Linked DNA regions of Homo sapiens: region 2 is linked to region 1. A link is an interaction called in ENCODE POLR2A ChIA-PET data of the cell type or tissue named here. Cell type or tissue: MCF 10A. All regions are shown on one strand. Links, peaks and the distances in the headings refer to the core of each region. The heading gives the core; the rest is flanking DNA.

Region 1 (15,796 bases), core at 4,287-12,286:
TGCGGGGATTTCCTGGCTTATATTGCCTTATGAAATGTAAGCATGATCTGTCTTAGGCATGCTCTTCTCTTCTCCATCATTATCACAGTGGAATTTTTGCAAGTTACCATGAGTTGGTGTGCTGGAGCTGGTTCATGAGAGTCAAATGTTTGCACCTCTTTCTAATTTCCTAATTGGCTATGGTGGGGTTATTTACACCATGGAAATTAGCAAATGCTACAAATGCTCTTTTTGTTTTCCCTCCAAGAGCTTTTTATTAAATACTTACCTGACCTGCGCATTACTTCTTACCATAACATAGATATAGATATTATGCAACTAGTTACCATAATATTTTTTAACAAAATCTAAAGAGTCTATTAAATCTTTGTTCTAATGAATTCTCCTGGACATTTGTGTCACCTTTTCTTGTCTTCCTCCTTAGAACTTCAGTATGAAGTCAGAATAATGTGTGTTTTCTTGTAATTTTCTAATTTTCTTTAAGAGCTTGGAGAGAGTGAGAGCAGGGAGCACTTTTGTACCTCAATACGCAGTTGTGCTTGGAGGGCCTGATCTTGGCTTTGCCTTCAACAACTTGGTTAAGGGGGTATGTGCTGGAGTTTACTTCTCCTGGGCACCTCTTCCTCTGGTTTGGGTTACCTTCAAAGACAGAAGTTCCTTCCTCCCATGCTCATTCAGGAAGGATCCTCAGAACCTCAACATTAGCTCCCAATTCTCCCTTCCCCTGCTTCACCCTCAGCTCTCAAGCATCTGTCCTAGTCCTCTCCTAGCAAGTGTAGGGCAAAGATCAGTAAATCCCATGGTTGAGGGCCCCAACTTCTCATTTAGAAGAAACCGGTGCAGCTCTTTGTTTAACTGGGCTGCTCTGTGTGCCTTTTCTACCAGGGCCTCAGAATACACTCCCGGATTTTTGGGTTATTTTCTCCTGTCTTCCATTCAGCTAAGTGCCTGTGTTTATTGGTGGAGTTTACCTATTTATTGGTGGAGAAACTAAGGTGACTCCAATTTTCCAGGTGGAAGTCTTGCCCAGTTTTTCATTTGTTTGACCTCAGGTGAGGCTTTGCAGTATTGAAGAGGGGCTTCCAATTTTCAGAGATTTTCTTTTCCTCCCATCTCCTGCCCAAGAACCTATACATACTTCCTCTGTCTAAGTGTCCCTCAGTTAGGGGGTATTAATGGAGTTTTGGTCTAGATTTTTCCACTTTTTTCCCAAGATTGATTCTGAAGGTCAGGTTGAAGAGTCACACCAATTCTCAAAATTAATTCTCTGTCTTTCCCTCCCCTCATTCATTACTTTTTAGTTTATGACCTTAAAGTTGCGCCTTTTTTTCTGCAAGATGTTTGTGTGTGCATCTTTGCTGATGTCTACTTACTTTGAGTTTGTTTGATTTTAGGAAATAGATACTATGCAATCCTTTTTCTCTCTACCACATTTCCTGAAATCTCCTACAGCCCCCCCCCCCGCCCCGCCACCTTTTCAGATGATACTGGTCAAAGAAAAATGAAGATATGATATTTATAATATTACTGGGTGTGTAATATAGAATTGGGTGACTGTTTTTCCTACCATTCTTCATTTACTCCAAATAGGGCTGATTTAAGTCGAAGAAGTAAAGGGACTTCAGGTTAAATGCATTCTGACTACTTTAAGTTCACAAAAGCCTTTCAAGGGACTGTGAAGCTCAGTTTGAATTGGAATTATTCTACGGGGAAAACAATAGTTCATTGACTGTATATTATTTTAGGGATTGCATTTTAGACATTAGGAAAAGCTACCAATTTGTACCTACTACTCTACCTTGAAGTACACATATTTAGGTCAAACATATTTATCTGTTAAGAGTACAATTATGTATTTACAAGATATGTTTAAACATTTGCAATGAATTCTTCCCATTCCAGTTCTCTTTAGCAAGGTTTTGAGTTCTGTGAGGAGCTGAAAACCTAGAGATGTTAGTTCCTGGCTCTATCAAAGCAGACAAGACCTACAAACATGGCCCTAAATAATCTTGGGTACCTAGTGAAATTGAGAAGATCAAACACATTCTGTGACAACAGCATCTTGTATCTTTCCTTGAGCTCTGTACCTCATATTGGTAGAAGCATTTGAAATTAGTCCATCAATGCTGAGAAGTTTAATCAACATGTATTGGGGCCTCCTTTGGGTCAATCTCTTTATACATCTTGTCTCATTTTATAATGATGGCAACTTTGAAAGGAGATATCCTGATCCCCATTTGAGAAGTATGGACACAGAGGCTTAGAGAAGTAGTAGAACTTACTGCAGATCACAGTGTAACTGTCCAGTGGGTTTTTTCTCAATCACTGCTCAGATAGAGCCAATTTTTCAATATAGAAAAATTGCAATTGAGAAGAGTTTAAGAGCTGGCTACACAGGTAACTGGAGTTTTATTATTACTCAAATCAGCCTCCCTGAAAATTCAGAGGCTAGGGTTTTTCAAGGATAGTTTGGCTGACAGGGGACTAAAGAATGAGTGCTGCCAATAGGCTGGAGGATGCAGTCATAGGGGTGTGGAAAATGGTCCTTGGGTGCAGAGTCTGTTTCTAGGTGGGGGCCACAGAGGAGTAGCTGGTCCCTGTGTGGCCATCCAGTCATCAGAAATGCAAAGGCCTGAAAGGGCATCTCAAAAGGCCAATATTAGGTTATTTACTGGAGTATTGGGGAAGTTACAAATCTTGTCACTGCTGGAATAATGGCTGGTAATCATCTAACTATGCCTATCATCTTAGCAGAATTCAGGCCCCCCCATCCTCCTAACCTGATGGCCTTTCATTAGTTTTACAAAAGTGATTTAGTTTGGGGAAGGGAAGGGCCATTATCATTTAAACTATAAATTAAATTTCTCCCAAAGTTAGCTTGGCCTACCCTTAAGACTTGGAATGACCTTGGAATGACCAAGGGCAGTTTGGAGATTAAAGGCAAGATGGAGTTGGTTAGGTCAGATCTCTTTCACTGTCATAATTTTCTCACTGTTATAATTTTTGCAAAGGCAGTTTCAACAGAGCTAATAAGGCATACAGACAGACTTTTAATCCACATCTCTCTAAATTCTTTTTATTATTCTATAATGCTTCTCAGAGGAGTCAAGAACCCTCCATCCTTGTTTACTGCAATTACTCTCAATAATGAATTACTTACTGCTTGTCTATCTGGCCACAGTGATTCAGACTTAAGGCTACTGTGTTTGATTGGATTTGTTCATTAGGTTCTGTCTGAAGGATATGAGAGACTAAAAACAGCTCAACATTAGTTAACTTTACTGACACAGAACTTGGGCAATTGACTTCATCCGTCTGTTTTAAGAAACTTGCTGAATCTTTACAAAGACAGCCAAACTGGCCAGGATAGAAACTTTGTATTTTCTGTCAATGTTTGAACCATACATACTTGTTCTGCTATGTGTATAATGTCATGAAAGTCCACACATGAATCACATATGGCTATTTGGGTCATAGTACACTTTTAAGAAGAAGGTGTAAAAATTGAAAGAAACAAAAAACCCTTTAGTCTATTGTTTTACTACATATTACTGTTCTTCATTTGATAGAGTTGATTTTGTTCATGAAATTTATTGCTTTAAACAAAATGAGTCATTCAAAATGTGATCAAAATAAGGATGTTTTGTAGTATCAGTGCAAAAAAAATAACAAATACATGTATGCATGCTGTGCACCTGGAACAAAGGCAGGATGTATAAATGCAGCCTTCACTGGTCTTCAGAATCACTTTTACATGTACAAATGAACAGGAAAGTAGCCCTTTTGTTGTTTGAAAATAATCGACTTCCTGTAATCCCAACACTTTGGGAGGCCAAGGCAGGCGGATCACCTAAGGTCAGGAGTTCGAGCCAGCCTGGCCAACATGGTGAAACCCCATTTCTGCTAAAAATACAAAAATTAGCCAGGCATGGCTGCAGGCACCTGTAATCCCAGCTGCATGGGAGGCTGAGGCAGGAGAATCGCTTGAACCCGGGAGGCAAATGTTGCAGTGAGCTGATGTGGCGCCACTGCACTCCAGCCTGGGTAACAAAGAGCGAAAAACTCTGTCTAAAAATAACAATAATAATGATAATAATAATTGACTTCTATCTTGCCTCTTCTTTCTAAAAAATTAAGGCTCAGTGTGTGACAAGGAGAAACAGTGAAATATCAGTTCTCTGAGAATGGGTTGTCACTAAAAGTTGGCTTCGAATCACCAGATTCAAGAAGCATGGAAGAAAAGCCAGATGTCAAGTCTTTAATATACTTAATGGAGATTCCCACTGCTCCCTCCAGTTAGAGAGCCAGATTTAAAGCCTGTGGGAGAGCCAGGGGGTCAAGGCACAGGGAGGTCTGGCCCAGAGAGTCCAGAGGATGATGACAGGATGGAGGAAATATCTGCACAGAGCAGATACACCCTAAAACAGTCATCAGACATTTTGCGTCTCTATTTGGGACGACCTCTTCTTATTAAAACACTCAGCCTCTCTGGGGAAGTTCATAGACTCAGGAGAGGTATTGCTTTGTTCTAAACCAAAGTCTGAACTATTACTTGAGGGTCATTGAGAATACATCACAAGGGCGTCATCTGTTCCAATGTTTTCATAATTTTTCCCCTATACAAGGTTGGCCAGGATAAAATCTAGACAGAAAGGTAATGATTACATAAAGGGAACAGTGAGCTATTACCTTGCTCATTTGTTGATGCGAATGATATCAGATAGTTTTGGCCACAAAACATGCCATTAGATCTAAATTTTCTAAATTTATTTTCTCCACAATATGTTTATTAAAAATTCACTTCTCCAAATTCACGTATGTAGATCCACAAAGATTTTGAGAGTCAAGATTAGAGTTAATATTTTGAAAAACAGTAAAACAATGACAACTTTATAATGTCTAAAAACTGGAACTTACTTGGCACAGGTTTATTTTGGTGAGGACATTTCTTTGTGATGAATACTAATAATAAAGGAATAAAATGTAATGTATTTTGTAATGGATTTAAAAATGTCACTAAGTGCAAGCATTTTCATCTCATTTCCTTAGGTAAGTGGGAGAAATCTATTTACCTTCAGGTCTCTTAAAATTATAGTCACTTGCCTCTGGACAGTTGCAATCCGATGGACAAAGAATTAACAAGAAAGAGCATTTTTGGTGCCCAAGAAAAGTTTTTATCAATAGTTTTACTTGATTCCAAAGACACCATTGCAACCTGAAATTATGACAAATGTGCACGTGGTCAAATTTTGAGAACATTGAATTCTGAAGTCCCACTGGCCTCAATAAAGAAGGCATTAATCTAAGGAAAATTAAACTGTTTCCAGTGAAAATATAATCAATCTCTTTGTTTGGTCATCTATAGAGCAAATTACCGATATCAATTTCTAAATTCAACTCATTTGTAGACAGACCTGAACTTCACTGGAATATTCTGGTGGAGGCAAAAGAACAGAGGGAAAATTATTGCAATCTTGTAAGGGAAAAAAGACAAACTAGGCCAATTATTGTAATTATAAGAAAATATACAAGAATAATTTTCTGTCGAGCCTAGGCAGTCCAATAGATTATGTGTAAAAGTTGTGGCAATTTAAAAAGTAACCATAATCATATTAATAATGGTTTGAGATCAAACCATTGGATGAAATACACCTTGTATGTATAAAGCAGAGAGAGGATAAAATTTTATTAGATATTTAAGGCACCTTTATTTGAAGTTATAACTATTACAATTCAGGATGGCAAATGCAAAAAATAAGTCAAGATTATGGGATAAAGTTCAGTATCGTATAATTATTTGGGAAGTTACAATAATTTCATTTATCTGTAAATGAAGGAACTCCAATGACTGGATAGCTTTTGTTTTATTTATCCTTTTTTTTTTTTTTTAAAGTACTAAGCTACATTCACTGTGACTTTGGCTTGTGGGAGAAAGAGTCCATGTCATTCTTGTTGTGCCTGTAAATGCTTTTTGGAGGGCTTCCTGGCTTCTTTCATTCCTGTACATTTACCATTAATTGTGTTTAAGGTTTGGATGAGGCAGGGACCCAGAAGAGACATTAAGCTGCATCACTCAATAAAACATTGCCTTTTCAGCCTGAGGCATGACCCTCTGGACTTAGGTGGGGTCGCTGTTGGGATATCAAGGTCTGCCTGCCCCAAAATAGCAGTTGCCATGAAAAAGCCAGGGTGGGACCTTCAAGTACTGTACAGCATGGGCAAACCTGAAGCTCTTTTGAGTGGGAGAAAATAGCTCAAACTTTAAAACTGGCCTGAGGAGCAGCAAGCAGGTCCCCAGTGCATTCTTCACAGTGCTTTCCACCTTTAATTTAGATATTTCAAGGGAAATTTAATCCATATGTTTTGGATTCATTTGGGCTTAACTCATAAATATGCTTCATCAAGGACTGCCAAGCTCTGTGTTCCTGTTCACTAGAATCAAGTAGTTTCACGGGACAGCAGTACAGACAGAGGAAATTTGATATCCAAGGGTCCATCACCCAAACAAGAAAAAGAAACCATCAGGTTCAAACCACTGTGTGTAAATAATCCTAGAACAGTAATTTGCCCTGCAACACTGTCATGGTAAAATAAGCCACTTATGCCTGTAGGGAATACATACCGATACACAAGCAGTAGATACATGTCCTTTCCCAGAGACATATCTCAACACATGGACTTTATCATTGTCAGTTCCAGAAAGGTTAACAACTCAAAGAAGAAAACAGAAGTTTCTACCTTTTTAGCATCTTTTAAAATCCATACATACTCTTCTCCCTCTGTCTCTCACTTTGTCTTCCTGGCTCAGTGTGTCTCTCGTATAAACATCCCCTTCACTGGGACTCTACCAGGCCACAGGCTGAGAATCCCTGTACCTTCTGGATACCACTACTAGGTCAGATAACTTTGACCAAGTTTACTTTCTTAAATTTGTGTTGCTCAACTGATACTTTTCCAATATAAAATGATATTGTATTACTGAATATGTTTTTGTCCAAACCACATTTTTGAGATTATTTTATGATTTCCTAGGGGACCACCCCTTACAGGTAAAGAATCCCTTCTGTGTTCACTTCTTGGAATAATGCAAGGGCAGGGTTATCAATGAGAATGGTATTTGGCTCCTACCCCTTATTGACTGATTGATTGATTTCCTAAATGTTATAGATTCAAGATGACCAACTTCAATGTCCTTTTAATCAAACACTGTCATTCAGGGCAATAGGTGATTTTAATACTCTGTATCATAACATCTGTGTTTAGGAATTTTCATAAGTAAAGAACAGGAAATCCATGGCCCATTTCCATATCAGTTCAAATTTCTTGTGCCAATGACACCGAATACCTCAAAGCATCTGAGGGCATCTAGTAGCCAAATACATTTCAGGTATTAGAGAAGCCTTGGCATGGTTGTTATCTTGATATTCTCATATTATAGAAAGTGAGATGGGAAAGAGTAGCGCAGGGTGTTATGTCAGATGGGATCCAAGGATCTACACACACTGAACTCACAATTTTCAGTGAGGATAGACAGAGGAATGATGGTGGACAAAAGCCCAACAGTTGCAGAGTTAAGATGGCTTGGGCTAACATTGTCCTTAGGCCATATTCCCTTAGCATTCCTTACCCCAGAGAGTGCAATAACAATTATGATGTCTATTGGTTTGAACGTGTGATTAAAAAAATAAATAATAATTAGATTGGACGACTGGGTAATAATATAAGCTCTAACTATCTTTTAAAGTGCTCAACATCGTAGGCCAAATGTCCAAAGATTTTTGACTCATGGAAAAGAATGACATTGCATTTTCCCATCAACAGGAGAGAAATATACATACTCTGGTTGCAAGACACAGCAAGATAAGCAAGTTCACAACAGTGTGGCATCAACTCAGGTTGTTCTTTTCTGCAGGTGGAGCTTGGTATCAGGTGATGCTCATTTTCCACCACTGTGCCTTTTACAGTAGGAGACACCAGTAGTGAACCTTCGCAGGGCCCAACATGGTAACTGTGTTTTGCCTACAACCCTAAATTCATCCTGGTGGGTGTGGTGATTTGATGAGGTATAATAAGGCTTCAGGAAAAAGAAAGCAGAGACAAAAGATGAAAGAGAGAGGAGAAACCAAGTAAGTAAAGAATGTTTATACTAGTTTCCTAGCTGGTGAGAGCTACCAAATCCCTCTCCTGGTTTCAGTGCAAGACAAACAAGGAAGGAATCGTGCCGCTCAGCATTGGTTTGAAAGCACCGGATTGAGGCAGTCTCAGCCTGAGCTGGCAAACCCTGCTGGGAACCTTGGCAAATTTACCTGGGTTACTCCAACAACCCTTTCCTCCCGCCTTCCCCACCCACAGCCTGAAGGCATTAAACTGCTTCTGAGCAGCTGGCCTGGACTCTCCCTAAAGCCACACAAAGCAGCATTCTCCTTACTGCCATTACACTGGTGAACCCTTCATGGGTCAACATAGCTGTCAATTACAATCCCATTTCTTTCAAAGGGCAGTTTTAACTTTTAATATGCTCCTAGGTGTGTCAGACATTATCTATCTCTCTATCTATCTCTCTATCTATCATCTATCTATCATCTATCTATCTATCTATTATCTATCTATCAAAAAAGGCTATTAGGTTTATAAATCTTGATTTCTAATTTTTGCAACACTTCTATGAGGTAGGAAGTTGCAACATATTTACATCTAATTGACGTTTTCATGTCTTACAGGTGGTCAAAAGTGGTTTCCATTCAGCCTTGGGTAGGTCTCCCTTTTTATCCTCTGAAATACCCTAAACAGGTAATGATTGAGTGAGGTAGAGACCTTTTGAGGTGAATGTCCTTGGAGAGAGGCTCTTACTAATGTAAAAGCGCTTAGCATTTTGAGCTGTGAGACATTTCTTTCACTTCTAGTTCCCTTTGGGGTATTACCAAAGGGAGAGATGCAACTTACCATCTCAACAAGAAAGTCAGAATCATGAATCAGGACCCACAATGCAAATGATTTCATAAAGCTTGGGAAACAGTGTAACTTCTTTCTTTTCCTAGGCCCATTTTGCCTGTATTGAGATCAGTAATTGGATCCTCACCCTGAGGAAAACATAGGTTCTTCTCCATGGAAGCAACACACAGTGAGGAAGACAGAGAGACCATGCCGTACTACACAGCCTGTGTTGTGAACAACAGAACACCAAGGATCTAATGATCCAGTCACAGTGGAAGTCTTCTAGGAAGAGAAATGCCAAGCCAGCCCTGAGCCAGGGAAGCAACTCAGGCTAAAAACAGAAAGAGCTGATAGGTTTTAGGACCCTTCATTTCATAGTAATGGTGGAGAATTACTACCACAGTGAAAGGGGGTGAAAGCCCAAGATTGGAGAGTGTGGAGAAGCAATGTGGTAGTAAGAAAACCAATTACTTCAGCTCTTCAATCCTGGGAGGTTTTGAGCTATTAAGGGTGTGTGGTGGATGCCTAATTTGTCTGTCTACCTGGAACCCATCCTTGCTCTTTTGGTAAAACCGCCTGGATTTTTCCGTGGAAAAGCCTTCCCCCATCCTCAGTGTAGTCTGCTCTCAGGCTCAGTGTGGACAAGTATCCTAGTTGTCAGTCATTGTCAGTCAATCAGCTTACCTGGCTTCTGGCCACAGTGATTGGTACAAGACTGAGCAGATGATCAATTCTTTGTCAAAGACTTACGTCAGAGCTATCGGCAAAAAATAAAAAAGAGGGGGAAAAGGTTGATTCCCTCTGGACTTGCATCCATGAGGATGAAAAAATGTGAAGTGTCAGGAACTACAGGGCAAAACTGAGTCCTGACGGCATCCTTTGGGTTCCTGGATCTGCCCTGTGGTTGGGCTTTTCAGTTAAGTAATCACTGACCTTTCCTTGTCTGTTTAAGCTCATTGCACTTTGGTTTTCTGTCACTTGCACCTAGAAATCCTGACTAGTACAGAAGAGCATCAAGTAAAAACAAAGTGACTTATACAAAATGATAAAATTTTTAAATGAGCAGACAGATTAATTTAACTAGAGTGAGAGTCCGTATAAGAGAGTAATGAGAAAACCATATGATCATCCCAATAGATGTTGAAAATGCATTGGATAGACTCCAACACCATATGTGATTTTTTTAAAAGAAACAAAAGACTTAAGTAGAAATAGATAGCTATGTCCTTATCATGATCAGAAACATCTATTCTAAATGTCACCCTTGGTAATAAAACACTAGAGGCCTTCTAATTAAAAATAGCCAAAAAACTAGATAGGTAGGTAGATAGATCAACAATTTATAGATTTGATAGTTGCACAAATTCCTGACAGCTATTTTTCTTATGTTGTTCTTGGAACTTTAACAAGTGGTTCTGAAGTTTATGGAAGAAAATGCTGAACAGCTAAGGCATACTCTAAAAGATATTAAAATATATTTTAGTGCAATAATAATACAAGTAGTATATCACAGGCATAAAAATTGATCAACGCATCAGTGGAGTTGTTCAATAAGTGGTTTACTAAATTGATGGTTTGGCAGGAAATGAAGTTAGTTTTTATTTATTAAATATTTAATATTAACTGATATTGTGATACAAACTTTCTAAAAAGCAGTAGAAAAAGCAAAAAGAAGAGAAAATAGAGGAAGTTATTACACAAGAAATTATTAGTAGGTTACTTCAGCTATACATTAGGTTTCTTAGGAAAACAGAAAAATAAACAACAAACTGCAAGAAAGAATTACAACAAATGTCAGGAGATGAATATTCTTAATATGCAAAACTTTTTTTTCCAATTCGATATGAAAAATACTTATTTACTAACAAAGTCCTATGAAAGGACATGGTTTGGCAATTCTCAGGGCAAGGAAAAAATTGCAATGGTTAATACAGGAAACAGGCACTGTTGCAATCTGTTAATGGGAAAAAAAATTGTTTAAACGTTTCTAGAAGGCAATTAGGTCATAAGCATCAAGAACCTTAAACATTTCATACTTTTCCACCCAGTGATTCTGTTTTAGGATGTCTCTTGAGGATACAATCGGAGATAAACAGCCAATAAGGGCAAGATTGTTCAGAGCAGACTTACGTAAAATGGCAAAACTTGATCCAACTGAATAAATAAATTATAATACATCCATTTAATTTACAAAATCATAGAGGTATTTTCTAACACATTTTAAAATTTATAAATTTTAGAGCATGAAAAAGAATATTATTTATAAAATATAGGTAATGTAATTATAGGTTATTTTCATTTTAGTTTATTTTAGTTTGTCTTTTTAAAGAAACATCAGAAAGAAAACTGAAAGGCAAATTCGTAGTTAGTCATTTTAGATGGTCTCCTATTAATACAACTGAAAACTGCCATGATTTTTAATTTTCTTAATCAAAGTATACACTGAATATATATAAGTATGTGATTTTTAAAAAATTGCATGCATTTTCCTTTCAATAAATGCAATTTATTAAGCATATGGATAGTTGTAGTTTTAATGTTTTATATTTTATTTAAAGTTAACCCTCACATTTTATACAAAGTATTTTTCAGAGGCACGTTTTCAAATAGGACCACCAAGCTCAGTTGTGCATGTACTGTTTATGTGGATCAATCTTGTCACCTTAACTACATGAAGGGGTGGGGGAAAATATTCTTTTTCTGTGGGTTTCTTGGTAACCATGCTTAGAAAACATCTAAGGGGGCCGGGCCTGGTGGCTTATACCTCTAATCCCAGCTCTTTGGGAGGCTGAGGTGGGCGGGTCACCTGAGGTCACGAGTTCAAGACTATCCAGGCCAACATGGTGAAACCCCATCTCTATGAAAAATACAAAAATTAGCCCGGTGCAGCCGGGCGCGGTGGCTCACGCCTGTAATCCCAGCACTTTGGGAGGCCGAGGCGGGCAGATCACGAGGTCAGGAGATCGAGGCCATCCTGGCTAACACAGTGAAACCCCGTCTCTACTAAAAATACAAAAAAATTAGCCGGGCATGGTGGCGGGCACCTGTAGTCCCAGCTATTTGGGAGGCTGAGGCAGGAGAGTGGCGTGAACCTGGGAGGCAGAGCTTGAAGTAAGCCGAGATCGAGCCGCTGCACTCCAGCCTGGGCAACAGAGTGAGGCTCCGTCTCAAAAAAAAAAAAAAAAAAAAAAAATTAGCCTGGTGTAGTGGTGCAGGCCTTTAATCTCAGCTACTCGGGAGGCTGAGGCAGGAGAATCACTTGAACCTGAGAGGTGGAGGTTGTAGGAGCCAAAACTTCAGCCCAGACAACAGAGCGAGACTGTCTCAAAAAAAAAAAAAAAAGACAGAAAGAAGAGAGAAAGGAAAGAAAGAAAGAAAGAGAGAGAGAGAGAGAGAAAGAAAGAAAGAAAGAAAGAAAGAAAGAAAGAAAGAAAGAAAGAAAGAAGAGAAAGAAAGAAAGAAAGAAGGGAAAGAAAGAGAGAAAGAAAGAGAAAGAAGGAAGGAAAGAAAGAAAGAAAGAAGGGAAAGAAAGAGAAAGAAAGCAAGGAAGGAAGGAAGGAAGAAAGAAAGAGAGAGAGAAAGAAAGAAAGAAAGAAAACAGAAAATATCTAAGGGAAAAAATTAAAAATATTTAACGTTAAAATCAGGAGCCATTCTTGTACTTTCAAGCCTCTCACAATACCTGGTACCATGAGAAGAACCCTGTTGGGGTGTCAGTTAGTATGTGCGGATGCAAAGACAAGCAAATACTTCAGCCTTTCTACCCTTTGGTTTCATCATCTGTGAATGGGGATTATGAAAACTATCCACATGAAGCCCCCAAAAGGGTGCATGGCACCCAGTCACACTGTGGACATTTGCTCCACAGACTCCCCTCAGCATCCCTGGCACCGCAGAGGGACACACAGGCCACGGATGCAGGGGGAGTGTGGTGCCAGCTCTGTGGCTACGCCCACTTCCCAGGTGGTCTCCTCTCTTTACCCTGGCTGTGTTTTACTTCAGGAGAATCTGACCTGGACCCGCCCAGGGCAGAAGCAAGCGTCCAAGCTGCTCTGATGGCTGACCATGTGATTAGAAATGGATTCCTCTGTGAGCTGTACGAATCATTTATTGATAGCAAGAGTAGGTAAGGAATTTCCCATGCTTGACACACAGCTACAGCCTGGCACTCAAATGCAAGCCCAGTGCACGTGAAGGCAATCCACACCCCTGTTGCCATTGTCAGTCATGCCTCAAAATGCCCTGAAGTTTAGAATAATGTACGTGTTAGATGTGCTGAGTCCAGCTGCTAGCACACGGCTGACCCTAGCCTGCGGGCATACTGCCCAAGCCATTTCCTGCATGTGGCATGGAATTGGAAGTGAGGGAACATGGGTGGACAGAGGAAGGCTTTATCATGTTTTCTAATTGATGAGATATTTTTCAATAAAAGTTTTTGCTAACAATATCGCCTTGTGTTCCAGGGACAAAGCACTTATATTACACTAATCTTTAGGCAGGTGCCATTGTCTGTGTGATTTATTTACCTATAAGTCCTTTTTGAAAACCTCGAACTGAGGTACCATCTTCAATACTTCCTCTGTGAAAATGCAAATACTCAAGGCATTGTTGAAAGATATACTATGCCCCATCTATTGTTCTTACCTTCCCAAGGATGATTTCTGAGAGCAGGCTTGACTGGGAAGAAGGGTGCCACAAACACACTAGTCTCTGGAGGTGATGGGATGGTGAGGATGAAGAACATCATTGAGGAGGGAGGTGAGGAAGGGCATTGAGAACCTTGCTCTCATCCTGAGGGCTGGCCCAGGCTGCCCAGTCGGGGCTTGGGCATAGGTGCTGCTCCCTCTCCCCCTGTACTCCCGCTCCGATGGCTCCATTCCTTTCATCTCTGTCCCTTTACATGTATTTGTATGTGTTCGGAACTCCTTTGAATTTTCCTCCTCATGGTTGAAGACACATTTTCTCAGTTCCTTGATGATGGCCGAGGCTTGCGCATTTTGGTATCTCTCTGGGCTAGAGTAAAGGGAAGCAGAATAGAAATTCTCCTGACAATTTAGTCATGTCTGTGTCAGAGGAAAAATGGGGAATAGTTGTGAGAGTTTCAACACATCGCTGATGATACATGGGGTGTTAGAGGAATCCCACACTTACTATTTTCTCTGAAGTGTATTGAGTCTTTTCCAAGTGTACCTGTGTAAGCAATCACCTGATGTCCTAACCTTCTCCTGCCACACCTGAAGCTGGGAACCGGGAGTGAGGTTCCAGTGAGAATGCTGACCTTCAACCAAGGGTGAATAATGCCAGTGAGTTGTCTCAGAAAAGCCATTGCCATAGGTGCTTTTCTCAGATACCCGAATTGAACTTTCTCATGTCCCATCAGCACCTTGATACCAGCACAATCAGGGGCTTTTAAATATACCTGGTGGACAGATAACTTATTCCCTTTTTCAAACTAGGATACTCTCGGCTACCCACTGTAAACTAAATACTCCTCTTCTTGGAAATTCAGAATGGGTCTGTGTGATATCAAACACCTATGCTGGGAAAAACAGGAGCAAACAAAGCCATAAGGGACTGCCTTTGAAATGGAGCCTGGGAACCACTCAGCCACACAGCAGTATTTGTTTGCTTTCCTTGTTTCCTCAGAGCTGTGCTCACCTGGAGGCAACAACCTGCACTTTGTCATTTGCTGAGATGAGGAGGGACAAAGGAAGGGAGGCACTTTATCTGGCTTGTCAGCATTCCCAATGGGAGAGGGTTTAAAGAGTTCATATCTTAAGTAACCCTCAACCTGCTGTTTCTTTCACTTGGGGATATGCCAAGGGCTGTGGCTGACTCAGCTTGGGCCCAATTCTGCAGTCATTACCTAAGCCCAAAGTTCCTGATTCCTTGGTTCCTCCAGTGGGGAGTTTTGCCACATAGAGAGGGTAGGGACGGCACCTTGGCTGGGACTAGCACTGCATTAGTTATGTTTGAGGCTGTTATTTTCCTCTGAACTCTAATTGTTGGTATCAAAAGGATTAAGGGGAAAAAGCAGCTCTCTTTTCCAGGAGCAGCCCAGTTGGCAACATAGTAATCCCTCCTTGCTCCAGCAGGAGAGTAGGGGAGGGGGCAAGAGCCAAATCATTAGACTCTTTTGGGTCACAAGGAATAGACATAGGCTGTCCACCTTATTTGAGGGCTGCTGCTTGAAAGGAGACAAAATGAAGGGATCATTCTTTACTTGGACTTAAATGCTATCTACGGCAAAACCCAGACCTTGCTGATCGAAACGCCTCATTTTCCCCAGGTCAAGAGCCTGTGATTTTCTCTTCCCCAGGGCCCTGCCATATTGGTGCTGTGCCTCCTCCCTGTCTCTGTGATCAAGTAATCTAGTGACTGCGTATTTTGGGTTCAAACTCCACAAGGAAGGGTTTCCTGGTTAAGTTAATCCCTATCAGTGCCCTGTTGATGAGAGCTTTCCCCCAATCTGCCCATTGGCTGACCTCTATCCAGAGGACTGTCTTTGGCCCCGATCCCCACCCTTGGTCCACAGGTGAGACCAGCTCACGGGATCCCATGGTGTGACCCATTTTGATTTGTGCCCGAGGGACTGCCGTGGCTTATGGCCTCAGATGGGGACAGTGGATGTGGCAGCACTCAGAGTATCATGTTTTGCCCAGTTCTGGAGAGGCAGGGATGGCAGTGGGATCTGCTAAATTCTCTAAATAATTTGAGGTAAAAGTTTAGCTTTTCCTCCTCTATCTTAGCATTACTCAAAAGCACCATGAGGACAATGTTTCTAATTCCTGTAAAGGACCCTGAGCAGCTCTGGCACATGGAGGACTCACCAAAGAGCTAAGCTCTAGCACACCTGGGTGCC
Region 2 (15,796 bases), core at 4,389-12,388, 51 kb before region 1:
ACTGTACCCAACGCAGTGTACAAACTCAATGAATGTTTGTTGAGTCAATGGTGAATAAGATGGGTGGGTCATAAAAGAAGAAAGGAACCCAAGAGAGGATTGTGTTACAAAAGCCAAGAGAAGGGAATGTTTCAACAAGAGAAGAGTGATAAACATTGGTGCCAGTGCTGTTGAGACAGCTCCTGAGATGGGATTTGGCATCATGGAGTTTTCTGACTATCTTGGGAAAGAAAAGGCTCAATGAAGAGGTGGAGGAAGAACACAGACTGGAGAGAGATATAGACTGGAAGGAGTGAAGACTGAATGGGAGGACATTAAGGGGTCACTACAGCATGGGTAGCCAAGAAGCTTGGCAGTGACAGACAGAGGAGGGAGAGAGGACTGAAGCTGAAACGAGTCAGTGTCATCATCAATACTCAGCCAAGCTTCAAAACAAAGATGTTTCTTTGATTCTTCATCACTCAACCTTACCATCCAATCATAAAATTCTCACAATTGAATCTCACAATTGAAAGACTTCTCAATCCCACTCCTTATTTCTATTGTCACAGTTCAGTCTTTTAATTTATTACTAGTACAGTCCTGTGTTGCTTAACGAGATGTGGATATATTCTGAGAAATGCATCATTAGACAATTTCATTACGCGAACATCACAGAGTGTACTTAACACAAACCTAGACTGTATAGCCTACTACACACTTAGGCTATATAGTATAGCCTACTGCTCTTAGGCTACAGCATATTCCTATATGAATTCTGTAGGCAATTGTAACACAATGGAAAGTATTTTTGTATCTAAATATTACAAAGAACAGTAAAACTATGGTATAAAACATTTTTTAAAATAGTGCACCATATAGGGCACTTACCATGAATGGGGCGTGCAGGACTGGAAGCTGCTCTGGGGAGTCAATGACTGAGTGGAGAGTGAATGTGTAGGTCTAGGGCATTACTGTACATTACTGCAGACTATAAACACTGTGCACTTAAGCTACACTAAATTTATATTGAAAACTGTCTTCAATAATAAGTTAACCTTATGTACTGCAACGTTTTAACTTTATGAATTTTTAATTTTTTTATTTTTTGACTCTTTTATGGTAGTTTAAAACATCAGCACATTGTACAGCTGTACAAAATATTTTCTTTCTGCATATCCTTATTCTATAAGCTTTTTTCTATTTTTAAATATTTTATTTTATATTTTAACATGTTTAACTTTTTTGTTAAAAACTAAGACACAAGCACACACAGTAGCTTAGGTCCACACAGGGTCAGGATCACCAATATCACTGTCTTTAACCTTCACATCTTGTCCCACTGGGAGGTCTTCAGGGTTGCTAACACACATGGAGTTCTCATCTCCTGTGACAAAAAAATGCCGTAACCCTAACCCTAACCCACCTAAAGGATCTTCCTGAGACTGTTTTATGGTTAACTTTTTTTAATAAGTAGGAGTACACTCCAAAATAATGGTTAAAAGTGTAGTAAATACATAAACCAGTAACACTGTCATTTATTATCGTCCTCCAGTATTATGTACTGTACATAATTGAATGTGCTAGATTTTTATACAATTGGCAGTGCAGTAGGTTTGTTCATACCAGCATCATCACATGAATAATGTGTTGTGCTACGATGTTACAATGGGTTATGACATCACGAGGTGATAGAAATTTTTCAACTCCATTATAATCTTATGGGACCACCATCGTATATGTGGTCCATTGACCAAAATTTCATTATATGGGACACGACTATATACCAATAGCTTCCTTATCATCAGTAAACAGTCTGGCCTCTGGTTCACTGCATTTTTGGAGTTCCCTGCAGGAGAAGGACATAGGCTATGATCACAAGATTAAGAGAGGTAAGGGCAGAAAAGAAACTGATAAAAATAGCAGGGGTACTCTTCCAGCCGCTACTGTTGCACCAAAACCAAGTCCAAAAAGGTATACCAAACTTAGGATACCCTTAGCAAAATCAATAATCAGTGGATAATGGGTGTAGGAAAAGTTGGGCGTGGCAACCAGATTTCCAGGCAGCAGCTATTCTCAGCACCTGGTGATTCTGTAAACTAGGGAAGGGGATTCAAGTTAAGATGTGAGAATACTGGTTCAAGGTCTATGCCCAGATCAAAGGAAACTGACAGGAGTAAGCAGGAGAGCTGTGGTTCTTAGCCGATGGGCTGAAGCAATGACATGGGTACCAAAGACTGGAATGAAGAGATTGAATGGATGGACACCTAGAACCTGAGCGAGATTCCTGGAACAAGTGGGTCATGTGGGATGAAGGTAGGCAGGGCAACTAGACTTTTAGGTTCCCAGGAGTCCAGGACTCCAGGATCAGGACACCAAGATTTTTTTTTTTTTAGACCTCATTTTCTGGAGGCAAAGAGGCTATTCCTACATAACTTGGTCTGGTTTTTATTGAAGTTGGCTCTGAGATGGGGAAACAAACAAACAAACAAACAAACAAGCAGGCTATAAATGACCCAAACAGGTCTTCATGCCTTCATTCTCTCCATTAGTTCCATTTCCTCCTCCTCAGGGTCACTAGAGTTATCTTCCTGGGGTACATTCTGATCACACCACTTTTGTGACTTAAATTACTTGGTCATTTTCCATTGTCTACGAGATAAAGCCACACCCATAGCACAGTAAACGAGGCATTTCACAACCTGAGTCTAATTTAGCTTGCAAACCATGATGTTCCTCCTACTCTCTCCAGTCTCAATCCATGCAAACAAGGGCTGCTGCTCTCCTTTTGAACTCCTCAGGCTTATCTAATGCCATTGTTGCTGCAATCCTCCTGCAGCAATGCTTCCTCTTCTACTTTCTCTATTGGAAGAATTCCTATTCGTATGTGAACGTCCTTTTTATCATCAGCATCTTCCCCAGCCACAGAATGCCATTAATCATTTGGCTTTGTTCTTTTTCATTTTAGTTATTTGTTACTATTTAAAAAGAGTGTATTTACAATCTATCCTGTTTCAAAACAGGTTTGGATCTCATAAACAGTTATAAACAGCACAGTAATATAAATATTAGGATTTTGAGGAAAAAAAGAATAAAGAAAAACAGCCCCAGGGACAGAAAATGGAACCAAGAATGTGTCTGATCCAATCAAGCATACCAAGGAGTCCTGTACAGTTGCTAAAACTGGGCCACAAATTGAGCATTAGGCTTTCCCACAGCCAAGATGAGGAGAGAAATGTGGGTAGTCACACAATTTCTTTTGCCCATAATATAAACACCAAATAATTGGTCAGTGGATGCATAGCTATTCTTCACACTTACACTAAAAGAGAATTTTTTTCCCCAAGGTTTACTCATGAAGAATAAACTGCATAATGCAACAGAAAACACTCTCCACAAACATCTCTATGGGAGAAACAGCTGTTAGTATCCTAAGGCATGCCTTCAGGATTTATGACATATCAACAAAGCACAATCAGTCAAACCAATTCTACAGAGGAGACTGCTACAGATTATATAATTCTCAGTTCCCCTGACTTTGTTTAAAAGGGCAATATTTTTGGACTAAGATATCTGAAAATCTCTCCAGCTTCCTTACCTCCCTAAATTTAACACACATTTTTGCATACATTTTTTATTTTTGGTGTTCATAACCCTTTTAAAACCCTTGGGCCTCACAATTTAAGGATCTCTAGGGAAATAGACTAACTATCCTTAGGAAATCCTTTATACGTGTTGCTTTGCTAATACACAGATAATTTGTGTTTCCAGTGGAATCAGAAGCAAATCCCTTAATATGCCATCCTGTTGCTAGTTACGGAGGAGATGGGTGAGAATGGCATCTCCCAAAGAAAAACTGAGTCACCTATCAATGACACATAACTAAATAAAAGATCATCATACCCTAACTGGGAAGTCAGACAAAGAGAACTTATAGGCAGAATAAAAATTACCCTTATAAAATAATTTTTGAAAGCTCTCTAAAACATAAAAATGAGCCATTGAGGTCCAATTTTCTTCAATTTGTATGATCAAAATAATTTGTCTTACAAATTTTACAGGTGAGTGAAAGGGTTTCCCAGCTTAACCATAAAACAGCCTCAATAAAGCCCATATGATGCCTAGCTTTGATCAGGAGATAATTCTTGTGTGTGCTTGAGAATTATGCCAAGCTAAATAAATGAAGTAGCTTGCTGAATGAGATTGCCAATGATGTGTCAGGCAAACATTAAGGAACTTTCATTTTAGGTGATATTATCTGGCAATAATTAGATACAGCCAGTGCCCATGATTCCCTGCTCTTAAACACTGATCTAGGAATGGTCCAGATGTTGATTTGCAGGTAGGCATAGTGGTGCAGCCAATAACCTCTTGACATTCCTTCTGGTGCTAAGATGCTCTGCTTCTCTCAACAAGCCTGAGTATTAATGAAGAACAACATCAAAAGCCACAAATTAGAAGCAAATTTCTTAATACTTAAGATAATCGTTCAGCGTTTGGCTGTAGCATTTTAAAGCTTTCAAAATGTGATGACCTGGGTAAAGATTTCAATAAAAACAACAGTTCAATATCATTTTGAACTCAGGTGTTTATAAATATAACACATTATGATGCCCTGGTTCCATTTTTTTAAAACCCATTTTTTAAAAAAATCATTAAAATCCATTAAGAGTATCTTTGTATTAGAAGAGAACTGGGCACAGTGGCTCACGCCCGTAATCCCAGCACTTTGGGAGGCTGAGGCAGGTGGATCACTTGAGATCAGGAGTTCGAGACCAGCCTGGCCAACATGGTGAAACCCCATCTCTACAAAAAAATACAAAAAATTAGCTGGGCGTGGTGACGTGTGGCTGTAATCCTGGCTACTCTGGAGGCTGAGGTGGGAGAATCACTTGAACCCGGGATGCGGAGGTTGCAGTGGGCCGAGATCGCACCACTACACTCCAGCCTGGGTGACAGAGCCAGACTCCATCTCAAAAGAAAAAAAAAAAAAAAACATAACTGGCTGGCCACATGTAGGAGAATGAAACTGGATCCTCAGCTCTCTCCTTATACAAACTTGAACTCAAGGCAGATTAAAGACTTAAACCTAAGATGTGAAACTATAAAAATTCTAGAAGTTAACATTGGAAAAACCCTTCTAGACATTGGCTTAGGCAAGGATTTCATGACCAAGAACCAAAAAGCAAATGCAATAAAAACAAGGATAAATAGCTGGGACCTAATTAAACTAAAGAACTTTTGCATGGCAAAGGGAACAGTCAGCAGGGTAAACAGACAACACACAGAGTGGGAGAAAATCTTCACAATCTATACATCTGACAAAATACTAATATCCAGAATCTACAATGAACTCAAAGAAATCAGTAAGAAAAGAACAAACAATCCCAACCAAAAGTGGGCTAAGGACATGAATAGACAATTCTCAAAAGAAGATATACAAATGGCCAACAAATATATGAAAAAATACTCAACATCACTAATGATCAGGGAAATGTAAATCAAAACCACAATACAATGCCACCTTACTCCTGCAAGATTGACCATAATCAAAATATCAAAAAAAAGTAGATGTTTGTGTGGACGTGGTGAACAGGGAACACTTTTACAGTGCTGGTGGGAATGTAAACTAGTACAGCCACTATGGAAAACAGTGTGGAGATTCCTTAAAGAACTAAAAGTAGAACTACTATTTGATCCAACAATCCCACTACTGGGTATCTACCCAGAGGAAAAGAAGTCATTCTTCAAAAAAGATACTTGCACACGCATATTTACCACAATTCACAATTGCAAAATCGTGGAACCAACCAAAATGCCCATCAATCAACAAGTGAATAAAGAAACTTTAGTACACATATACAATGGAATACTACACAGCCATAAAAAGGAATAAATTAACAGCATTTTCAGTGACCTGGATGAGATTAGAGACTAATATTCTAAGTGAAGTAACTCAGGAATGGAAAACCAAACATCGTATGTCCTCACTGATATGTGGGAGGTGCACTATGAGGACACAAAGGCATAAGAATGACACAATGGACTTTTGGGACTTTGGGGGAAGAGTGGGAGGGGGCGAGGGATAAAAGACTACAAATATGGTGCAGTTTATACTGCTCAGGGAATGGGTGCATCAAAATCTCACAAATCACCACTAAAGAACTTACTCATGTAACCAAATACCACCTGTACTCCAATAACTTATGGACAAATTTTAAAAAATTTAAAAATTAAAAATAAATAAATAATTATGAAAGTAGGCAATACACTAAGTTGCATATAAAATATCATAAAAGATAGTGATATGGTTTGGCTGTGTCCCCACCCAAATCTCACCTTGAATTGTAGTTCCCGTAATTCCTACATGTTGTGGAAGGGACCCGGTGGGAGGTCATTGAATCACAGGGGCAGTTACCTCCATGTTGTTCTCATGATAGTGAGTGAGTTCTCACGAGATCTGATGATTTTATAAGGGGCTCTTCCCCATTTTGCTCATTCTTCTCCTTTCTGCCACCATGTGAAGAAGGATGTTTGCTTCACCTTTTGCCACAACTGTAAGTTTCCTCGGGCCTCCTTCACCTTTTGCCATAATTGTAAGTTTCCTGGGGCCTCCCCAGCCAGGCTGAACTGTGAGTCGATTAAACCTTTTTCCTCTATAAACAAAAACAAAAACAAAAACAGACAAAAAAGAGATGGATTTTTTAAAAACAATAGTTCTCAACTGGGGCACGATTTTACTTTACCATCCAGGGGACATTTACCAATCCCACATCTGGAAACTTTTTTTTTGTAGAGATAGGGGTCTTGGCCACGTTACACAGGGTGGTCTTAAACTCCTGGCCCCAGCCTCCCAAATCGCTGGGATTACAGGCATGAGCTACTGCACTCAGCCAAAGCGACATTTTTTATTGCTGCCACTAGAGAAGGGAGTGCTGCTGGCATCTAGTGAGTGGAGGGCAGAGATGCTGCTAGTATAAAGTTACCATGGTTTAGTTTATTTTAAAGACAGCCTCAAAAGAAGCCCTGAACTAACACAGTATGAAGGCAGAGCTGCTCTCTGATGCAGAGATGGGGGCAAGGTGAAGTCAGATGCCCAAGTCCAGCTGACTGGAGCTCGTAGTGGCCCCTGAGGTGTCTCTGCCAAAAACTGCACTCCACAGAGCTCAGTGAGGAAAACCTGATGTAGTGCACATAAAATGTGGCTTTAAATCCTTTAGATCTACATTATAATCCCCTGCATTGACTGCCTACTAATTTCATCAATTTGGGTAAGTGATTTACTCTCACCAAGCCTTAATTTCCTCCTCTGAAAAGAGGGAACAATCATGCTCACTTCACAGGGTCATTGTGGTGCTAATAAAATGTAAAACTCCAAAACCAGCACCTAAGACACGGTGCTTAGTATTTGTTAATTAATTTATTTATCATTTGTTTATTTTTTTGAGATGAGTCTCACATTGTCGCCTGGGCTGGAGTGCAACGGCACGATCTCGGCTCACTGCAACCTCCGTCTCCGGGGTTCAAGTGATTCTCCTGCCTCAGCCTCCTAAGTAGCTGGGATTACAGGCCCACACCACCACACCCAGCTAATTTTTTGTATTTTTAGTAAAGACAGGGTTTCACTATGTTGGCCAGACTGGTCTCGAACTCCTGACCTCGTGATCCACCAGCCTCGGCCTCCCAAAGGGTGTTAATTTATTTTAAAATAAATTCTTGTCATCCTATGAATGTCAGAGTTGGCCCCAGTAATACTGACTGAAAGATCTTTAGTGTTTGAGGCTTATGACTATATATTGATTCATTAACACATTTAAACTATTATGAAAGACTTCATAGCAACATTATAAAAAGAAAAGGAAGACATTTCAAAATCCAGTATTTGCAGGACTAGTCACTTACCAAAACAACCCATGCATTTAATTAGCAATGATCTATAGCTTGTTTCTACAAAACATAGATGTGATTTATTATTGTACCGTAGGCATGCAGAGTAAGAATGCAAAGTTTATAGCAAGAGTAAGATATTAGACATCTATTGTTTTGCTTGCCTAGACTAGCATACAAGCTTCTGCTGGGAAATCCTTCCTCTATTTTAACTTTGGGGTTTACGTGGGAGCTTCTCTTGGTTTATAAATCCTTCCCCTTGACTACTATTTATGGTCACTGGGAAAAGATACCTATTCCAAACTGGAAAGGCATTGGTGTCACCCTCTAGCCTTTCCCTACAACCATTCATCAGTGATTGGAACAGGTATGAACTCCTGATCCAAAATGTACCAGCAGATCCCTTTCCTGGGATTTTTGAGCTTGGGATCAGAGGGAGAAAAAACAAGTCTTTGGTCTCTCTGGTGGTGAAATTGGAACATATAACCCAGCAGGTGGGTTTCCTGCAATCTGAAAAAATGAAACAGGAAGGAGAGATGTGGGCATGTGTGTATATTGTAGTGGAGGCTGAGGGTAGGGAAGAGAGACTCCTCTGTCCCAGGTACAGGGCTAAGGCCTGGCCATACATTCAGCAGAATCCCCCTCCTACCCTTTCGTTTCCCAACATATAGTTATGTGAGTCAAGAAATTCTTCCTTTGTGCTAACCTAGCTCTGTTTGGATTTCTACCACCTAAAACCATAAAAGTCTTGACTAATTCAAGTGGGTTGCAATAGTTGGAAAAAAATGCTGTGTCTCTGCAGGTGTCTAGCTGGAGGCTAATTATAGTGAGGGCTAAAAGAGTAAGACATTAGTCAGAAGAGCTGTAGTTCAAATCTAGACCACCAGCATTACAAGTTAGTTGTGGAAACTTAAAAAAGTTAATTAACTAAATAATCTATTTAAGTTTTAGGTTCTTCATCTGTGATTCAGTCAGGGTCCAGTTAGGAAACTGAAATCACTCAGGTTATTTTAATGGAGAGAATTTCATATAAAGAACTGTTAATTATGTATAGAAGAACTGAGAGAGTGAAAGGAGGATTCTAAGGTATCATGGAGGGCACAACCGCAAGAAAGAGCCACCACCCATAGGGCTGGGGAATTAAGGAAAGAAGCTGGAACTTTCAACCCTTAGAAGCTTGGAGAGGTAGCTCTGTGGTGTGGGAATCCAGGCCTACAAGAAGGCCCAGTGTATTGCTGGTGTCTCTGAGAAGAATTTCGTAAGCCTGATTCTGAGTTGGAAAAACTGCTAGCTAGATTCAGCTGCTGCTCCAGAAAGGCAACCTCACTGCTAGAGTGAAGAAGCATTGGAGCAAGAATCAGACAGGAACGAGCAAGTCCTTCTCCCTGCTCCAGCTCTACAGTCTCCCCCAGTCCTTGCACTGGCAGAGTCTAATATGGTACCCTCCGACCAGGCAGAAAAGTGGTTTTCAGAATCCCAGGCTCACTTTCCCAAAGCTGATAGCAGAAGGGTGAATTTGAAACTGAAAGACAACAGCTCGATAATTGGCACAATGTTTAAGGATAATGAAACATGCTTCACCAGGATTCGGGGAATGTAATTGACATAAGTCTAAAACCGTTACCTGAAAAGAAGCAATCATGAACATAATGTCCTCTCTTCTGATAAAATAAATAAATAAATAAATAAATAAATATTGGTCTCATAAGGTTGCTGGAGAAAATAGTAAGAGTGTCTAGGTGTTGCTCCTCACTGAGGAAGTAGAGATGAAACAAAATCAACTTCCTGAGCACTAGTATTTTCTTCCTAGTTATTCCCTGCAAATCAGATTTCTCTTCTCTTTCATCATTTGCTTTCTTAGAATGTCTTTATTATCAGCTTTTATCTATCCTTCAAAACCCAATACATATTATTTTCCCTCTGGGAGCATTTTTCTGAATGTTCTAGCCCAAAATGATTCTTCTGTCCTCTTAGCTCTTCGTATATTTACTATGCTTTTCTTTCTTTTTTCCAAATAATGGTGAAATGTAATATGCCTAGGGTTCATAGATGAGCCTGGATCTCTCAGAATTAGAGAAACTTTTCAGATCCCTAATTCAGTTATGTGAAGGAATCAGTAAGAAAAAAATGATGGCTGAGCAGAAGGGCCAGCCATACAGTCTGCATCACAGTGGGATTAGGAAGTAAAGCTGAAGTAGCACACTCTCACGGATACCCAGCCCCCTGTCCACCTCCAAGCTCAGGGATAGGACAGTAATAAACTATCTTCCATTTCTAACTGTTTGTGAGGAACCTAAGAATATCCTGCTTATCTAAATTTGTATTAGTTCTAAAATTGAGCCTGTTTATGTCTGAATGAGGCTATGCTTGGCTATCGTTATGGGCTGCCGGGGATTGACTAAATTTGACATTGCTTAGATTAAACAATGCTTTGTATCCTCATGGGTCTCTACCTAGTTCTTTGATGAGTGAGTGTGCAGAAGAATTATATTCATTCTTTCCTGTGAAGATGTGCCTTCCCTACAGACTGAGACGGGCACTTTTCCAATCTTTTACCAGCTCTGTCCCAGGATTGCTCTTAGAGTTTTCTCTGGATCCAAATCTGAGACATTATCTCATTGTACAGAATTTCCACAATTCACAATGGGCCATCATCAGTGAAGACCATGGTGGAACCCAGAAACTATATGGGTGAGCAAAACGTTCTACAGATGAACACTGCATTCTTCCTGGAATAAACCCTTCTCATTTAAAGATTTCCTGTGACAGGTGATAACAATCTTCTCCAATTACTTGTAAAAGTAAGTTGACAGTACAAAATTTCTTTTGAAGGCACTCTATTAAGTACATTTCAAACAATGTTTACTGTCAAGCCAGGAATTCATGCCAGACAGGTAAAATCACTTTCCTTTATAAACCTATTATTAGCATCAGATAGACAATCGGGTCTGCAGAAAGAGTTTTCATTAACATTCACACATTACCAAGGGTCAAATATTTCATCTTTTGGTCCTTTCATATATAATCCCAATGAAAAATATAGGTATTATTTATTACTCTGTATACGAAGTCCTATGCTAATTGGTTTATACATGTATTTGACACTGAGATAAAATACTTACCTTGGGTGGAATCCATGGCCTTTGCTAATTTTTAGGCCATGTTCTTTATGCAAATGTGCTTACTTTATTAGTTTTGCTAGAAATGCTTACTGAATGTGATGATTTCCTCTTGGTTCCTTGCTTTCTCCTTTCTAGGCAAGCAATAAGTAGTGAAATGAGGAAAGATGGTTTCAAAACATACAAAACCTGTTCCTTGTGTAGATACAGCTTAAAGAATATAAACAGATGGATTTCTCCCACAGGACAGGTCATCATACCATCGGGGGAAAATGAGTTGGCTGCTGCTGAGTTAAGAAGCAATGAAGTCATTGCTATGCACATAATTAAAATGTGATATTTCAAGAGGAGTGAATCCAAGGAGGAGAAAAGAAAAATTACAGATAATACATACTGTGGTTGTGGCTTTGAATTAATATGTGCCTGGGTGCAGAAGAAGCAATGCAAACAAATGTCAGCCATCAAAAATAGGCAAAATGACAATACATTTAACTCGTAACTTTATCCCCCTGCCCCCACCACACATGCTTAAGGGTAATAGTATTCATTTTTGCTAAGCTCATTTGAACTATGTAAGTGTTGTTAGCAGACTGGATTTAGAATATATAGAACAGCTTGATGCACCCATTCCAATGTCTAACAGAAGTCCTGGTCAGTGTTTAACAAGACAAGTCAATTGAAAAGACCTGGGCTGTGTCATGCCCCTGGCAATGATGCAGTGATGCTTTTGTATCTACATCTGAATTACTAATTGGATCAATTCAGGAGAGAAGCTCTTCTTGTGGCTGTTAATCAGCTTACATAGGTATGCTCCTTTCTAGGCAGATTTAGGCCTAGATAAAGATGGGAACACTACAGGATTTTGAACAATAGCCCTTGTCCCTTACTTTTCAGGAAACTGCCTAGTAAGGAAAAAACAGCAGATACACAAGCAACTGTTATCTTGGGTAAAAGAGATTCTTTTTTCTTGGGACCATATCAGTTTTGTGTTTACAGATCTTCTAAGGCTATATCTATATGATGACAGGCTTTCTGGTGAAAGCTGAGAAATTCAGTTGCAAATATGAATGCTACAAAATGTGTGGCTATTTGGCAACAGGAAGATCAAACATCTGGATCTTTGACTCAGTTTTTCCATTTTCACCCAATATTTTCATATCGTGAAAAACACCAATTAAAAAAAGCAGCCAATCTGGTGTTTTGGCTTTCTTACCAGCCAATTTGTATCTCAGAATGGTTGGTCCAATTGATTGTGCTGCTTTAGATGGCCAAAATGAACAGATCAAGATAAAAATAGTTGGTTAGGTGGCTGTTCTGATCTGGTTCAACCAATATGGTGGAATTTTAAACTCTAACTGGTACATGCTTTACAAACACAAGTAATTTCTAACGTCTCAGAATTCAGCAATCTATGATTGGAGGTAGATAACTGTCACGTCTTCCCATTTCTCCAGATAAAGAAATGGACATATATAAGGTGATCTGCTTTGGAAAACACAGCAAGCTGGTGTTTTTTCTCTACTAGAACTTGAGGGTTTCTTCCTCAGTGGGGATTTGAGCTAGCAAAGTGAGACCAAACTACATGAGTATGCCCAGAAACAGAGTGGCTGGCTCAGCTTACTTTTGAGGGTCTATGGAAAAGGAATACTGCAAGACTACAGAGAAAAAAAAAAAAAAAGTAAGAGAAATCTTACTGAAATTTTGTTTTATTGTGTCCTACATTAAGACTTCCAAATATTCTGATTTTGGAGAACAGCCTACATTTGGGCAGGGCGGGGGCTATGAACCAATGTTAGTAAACTAAATGCATTTCATTTCAGAAAATGAAAGGGCGTATGTATTAGGATTGAAAATATTGAGGTTATGATACAATTTTTGTACAATTGCACTTGAGTAGTAGATCTAATATTAAGTGGTAGAAGTTCTATTCAGGGAATAGATAGATTTTTGGTAATATTTGAGTAATCAGGAACTGTTTTTTTAAAAAGTGCAGTTATATATCTAAGTACATCACCTTTGCATAAGATATGCCACTTTTTCCAATAAAGATTACCTAGATCTTTGAATACAAGTATAAACATTTTTGTAGGCCTGTATCTAGAATTCCATATGATGATGATTCTATAGCTGCCTTCAAGGATGGCATTTTTTTCCTCTGGCAAGGAATCTGATGCTATGGAAAGATTAAAAAAGAAAAAAAAATACTAAGTCAAAGAATAAAATTGAAATAATATTTAAGGAAAATTATTTTCTTTCCATGTATTTTTAAATTTTGCAGCTTTCAAAATAACCCAGCATACAGTACCCCTCAGATTGACTGACTCATCCCCATGTCCACACACTTTCTTTAAAAACAGAAAAATCATTTCTGAAAATGATCAAAACATAACATTTTGCTGGAACAGATGCCTTGCCTGCGCTCTGTGCCACATTTTTGTAGTATTTAAAATGAACGTTTCAGTTTTAAACATGGAGTGACTAATCGCCAATGGGGAGGAAAGAAGGTCCTGTGGGAGTCAAAGCCAGGGTCTTCCTCTACCCCATTCGTGAGAAACACTGGAGCTTAGAATTCGTGCACACCAAACACTTCTCCTGGGGCTGTCCTTCTCAAGATCATTTTTCAACGAGAAATGTTTTTGAGTATTTGACTATTGAGTTCAAGGAAGGGAGTAATTTTAAATATCTGAGACTGATATGCACTTTTTAATGATCTATTTGTTATTTAATTTTTGCATCTTTTTTTATATCCCTTGCTTTCTTTTAAGTACCATCTGCATTTTAACTTTTCAGGATACATTCTAAACCCCAATTTAGTACTGTATAGTACAATTTAGTATCCCAGATTTATATCTGTTGTTCCAGCATTAAGTATTAGCTGTGGTCCCTTTCTCTCTTAAAACTGGATCTTTTATAAAAGTAAAAAGTAGAACCGAAGATACTACAGGCTGGGAAAGAGAGGGGGAAGGAGGTCATAGAAAGAGATTTGTTGAAGGATACAAAATTATAGCTAGATAGGAGGAATAAGATCTAGCATGTGATGACACTGTAAGATGAATAGTTAACAATAGTATATTATATCATTTCAAAGAGCTAGAAGGAGGATATTGAATGTTCCCAAAACAAAAAAAAAATGTTTGAGATGATAATCTGATCTATACATTATGTGTATCAGAACACCACTGTGTACCCCGTAAGTATGCACAATTATGATGTGCAATTTTTTTAAATTGGCCTGATTTGGAAGGTAAATTATGTGGAAACCCTAACTGTAACAATCCTCTCTCCAAGAAAAAATACACAGGATTTAATTTTTCTCATGTTACATTTTTTACATCAATGGATTTAATGATGAAAGGGTTAAAATCAGGTGACACTTTAAGTCACATAGACATCTCCAAATTTCTACAAGTCTAAAAGAATGGCTGTGATGTGTACTTTTCAGCAGGGTATCTATCACTGTGCCTTTGCACTCTAATATTCTGCCAATCATCACTATACAGATCGGTAACTCGCCCAGGAGATGACCTCTGTCCCTCACTTCCAGCTCTGTGTCCATGCCTCTGAAACCTGGACGATCATCTGGGGAAAACATTTTCCACAATGAAGATCTTATACGTCACTGCAGCATACTAGGATCATATAAACATCCTAATAATAATAAATAATAATAATAAGTATTAGTCATTGTCAGGTCATATACAGTAGGACCAAAGTGCTGAATTTATTCATAAATGTTTTGCTCATTTCTAGCATTAGCACACCTGCAGGTTTTGGTGTGCCATGGGCTCCAGAGTTTCTTTTGTCCCAGTGAAGTTACTCAAATTCTATAACTTCCGCTCTTCAGCGGGAAATGGGGTATTCATGGAAATAAATTATCAGACCAGTGTACTGCAAATTTGAAATGTTTTTAAATGGTAAGGCAATTGGGCAGAACCTAGAGTTTGCCATTATGATGATATGCCAGTCTACCAGAATTTTGTAATAATAATTAAAGCCAATTTGCTACCAAGGTAACAATGAAATGTAGACAGAGTAGGGGTCAGAAATGGCATTTAATGATCCTCAGTGTTGCAGTTTATCATAAAGCACTCATACCTCATCTTCCTCACATTATTGGTCTAATACTATATCTACAGTGTTTCTCAGGGGCTTAACCACACATTACGTAATGCTGAGTTTTCCAGAGAGGAGTCATGGCTCACACCCTCAGAGCAATATGGTGAATATATAGAAGGGCTATGGCCAGGTGTGGAAACAGACAGGGATTGGGGCTATGCATTCTTACTTCTTTAGGTCATCCTCATGTATCATTTTTTTTTTTGGAAAGTACCATATTAGTGGATTCCTGAATTACACAAGACACTCTTTGTCTCTCCCAAATGAATGGCACCTAGACCAGAAGGAATGGTTTGATTGTAGGATAGAATGGAGGAATGGAGAAATTGACAAAACATTAACCTAAGCAGAAACTGCCTAACTATCTTGTTTCCACTGAAACTCTGACATATAAAATAATCAATACATTTTTATAAAGTAGTTAAAATTTATTTTTTACTCTTCCTCATACTAGAAAAGATTTGAGAAGATTGCACATGTGTCACATGCAAGAAGAAGTCAGAAAAACTGAAAGATGTGACTCTTTGGCATCGAATACCTTAAAATGCTGTTGAGAGTCAGCAATATGAAGTAATTGTCCTATGTTATGGGAGTAAATAATTCTTTGCTAAATTATGTTACATGAGAAAATGTGACACATATCTGAGACCATCTCAGGTATTCCAGAGTATATCATATATTCCAGAATTATAATG

The links. Peaks named below come from ENCODE experiments on the same cell type or tissue, not always from the same donor. Only the 100,000 strongest peaks of a DNase experiment are listed, where the experiment ranks them.
Region 2: POLR2A ChIA-PET joins it to region 1 with 6 read pairs; 1 of 35 experiments calls an interaction of 5 or more read pairs at or near these places.

What each region holds. Positions count from the first base shown.
Region 1 is chr7:41,058,401-41,074,196 of GRCh38, reverse strand. No RefSeq gene overlaps it. Among named protein-coding and RNA genes, the nearest start is that of LINC01449, 35 kb to the left of the region's middle. RefSeq lists enhancers at 7,656-8,855, 14,187-15,038. In MCF 10A, for the core only: no CTCF peak of the experiment used is centred there; a DNase peak (open chromatin) is centred at 8,316.
Region 2 is chr7:41,109,806-41,125,601 of GRCh38, reverse strand. LINC01449 (long intergenic non-protein coding RNA 1449) reads right to left here. Exons shown (of 6, transcript NR_110832.1): 3 at 13,039-13,158; 4 at 6,319-6,635. It overlaps LOC105375241 (a long non-coding RNA gene), which reads left to right. Exons shown (of 4, transcript XR_927190.1): 3 at 10,493-10,667. Among named protein-coding and RNA genes, the nearest start is that of LINC01449, 16 kb to the right of the region's middle. In MCF 10A, for the core only: no CTCF peak of the experiment used is centred there; a DNase peak (open chromatin) is centred at 8,621.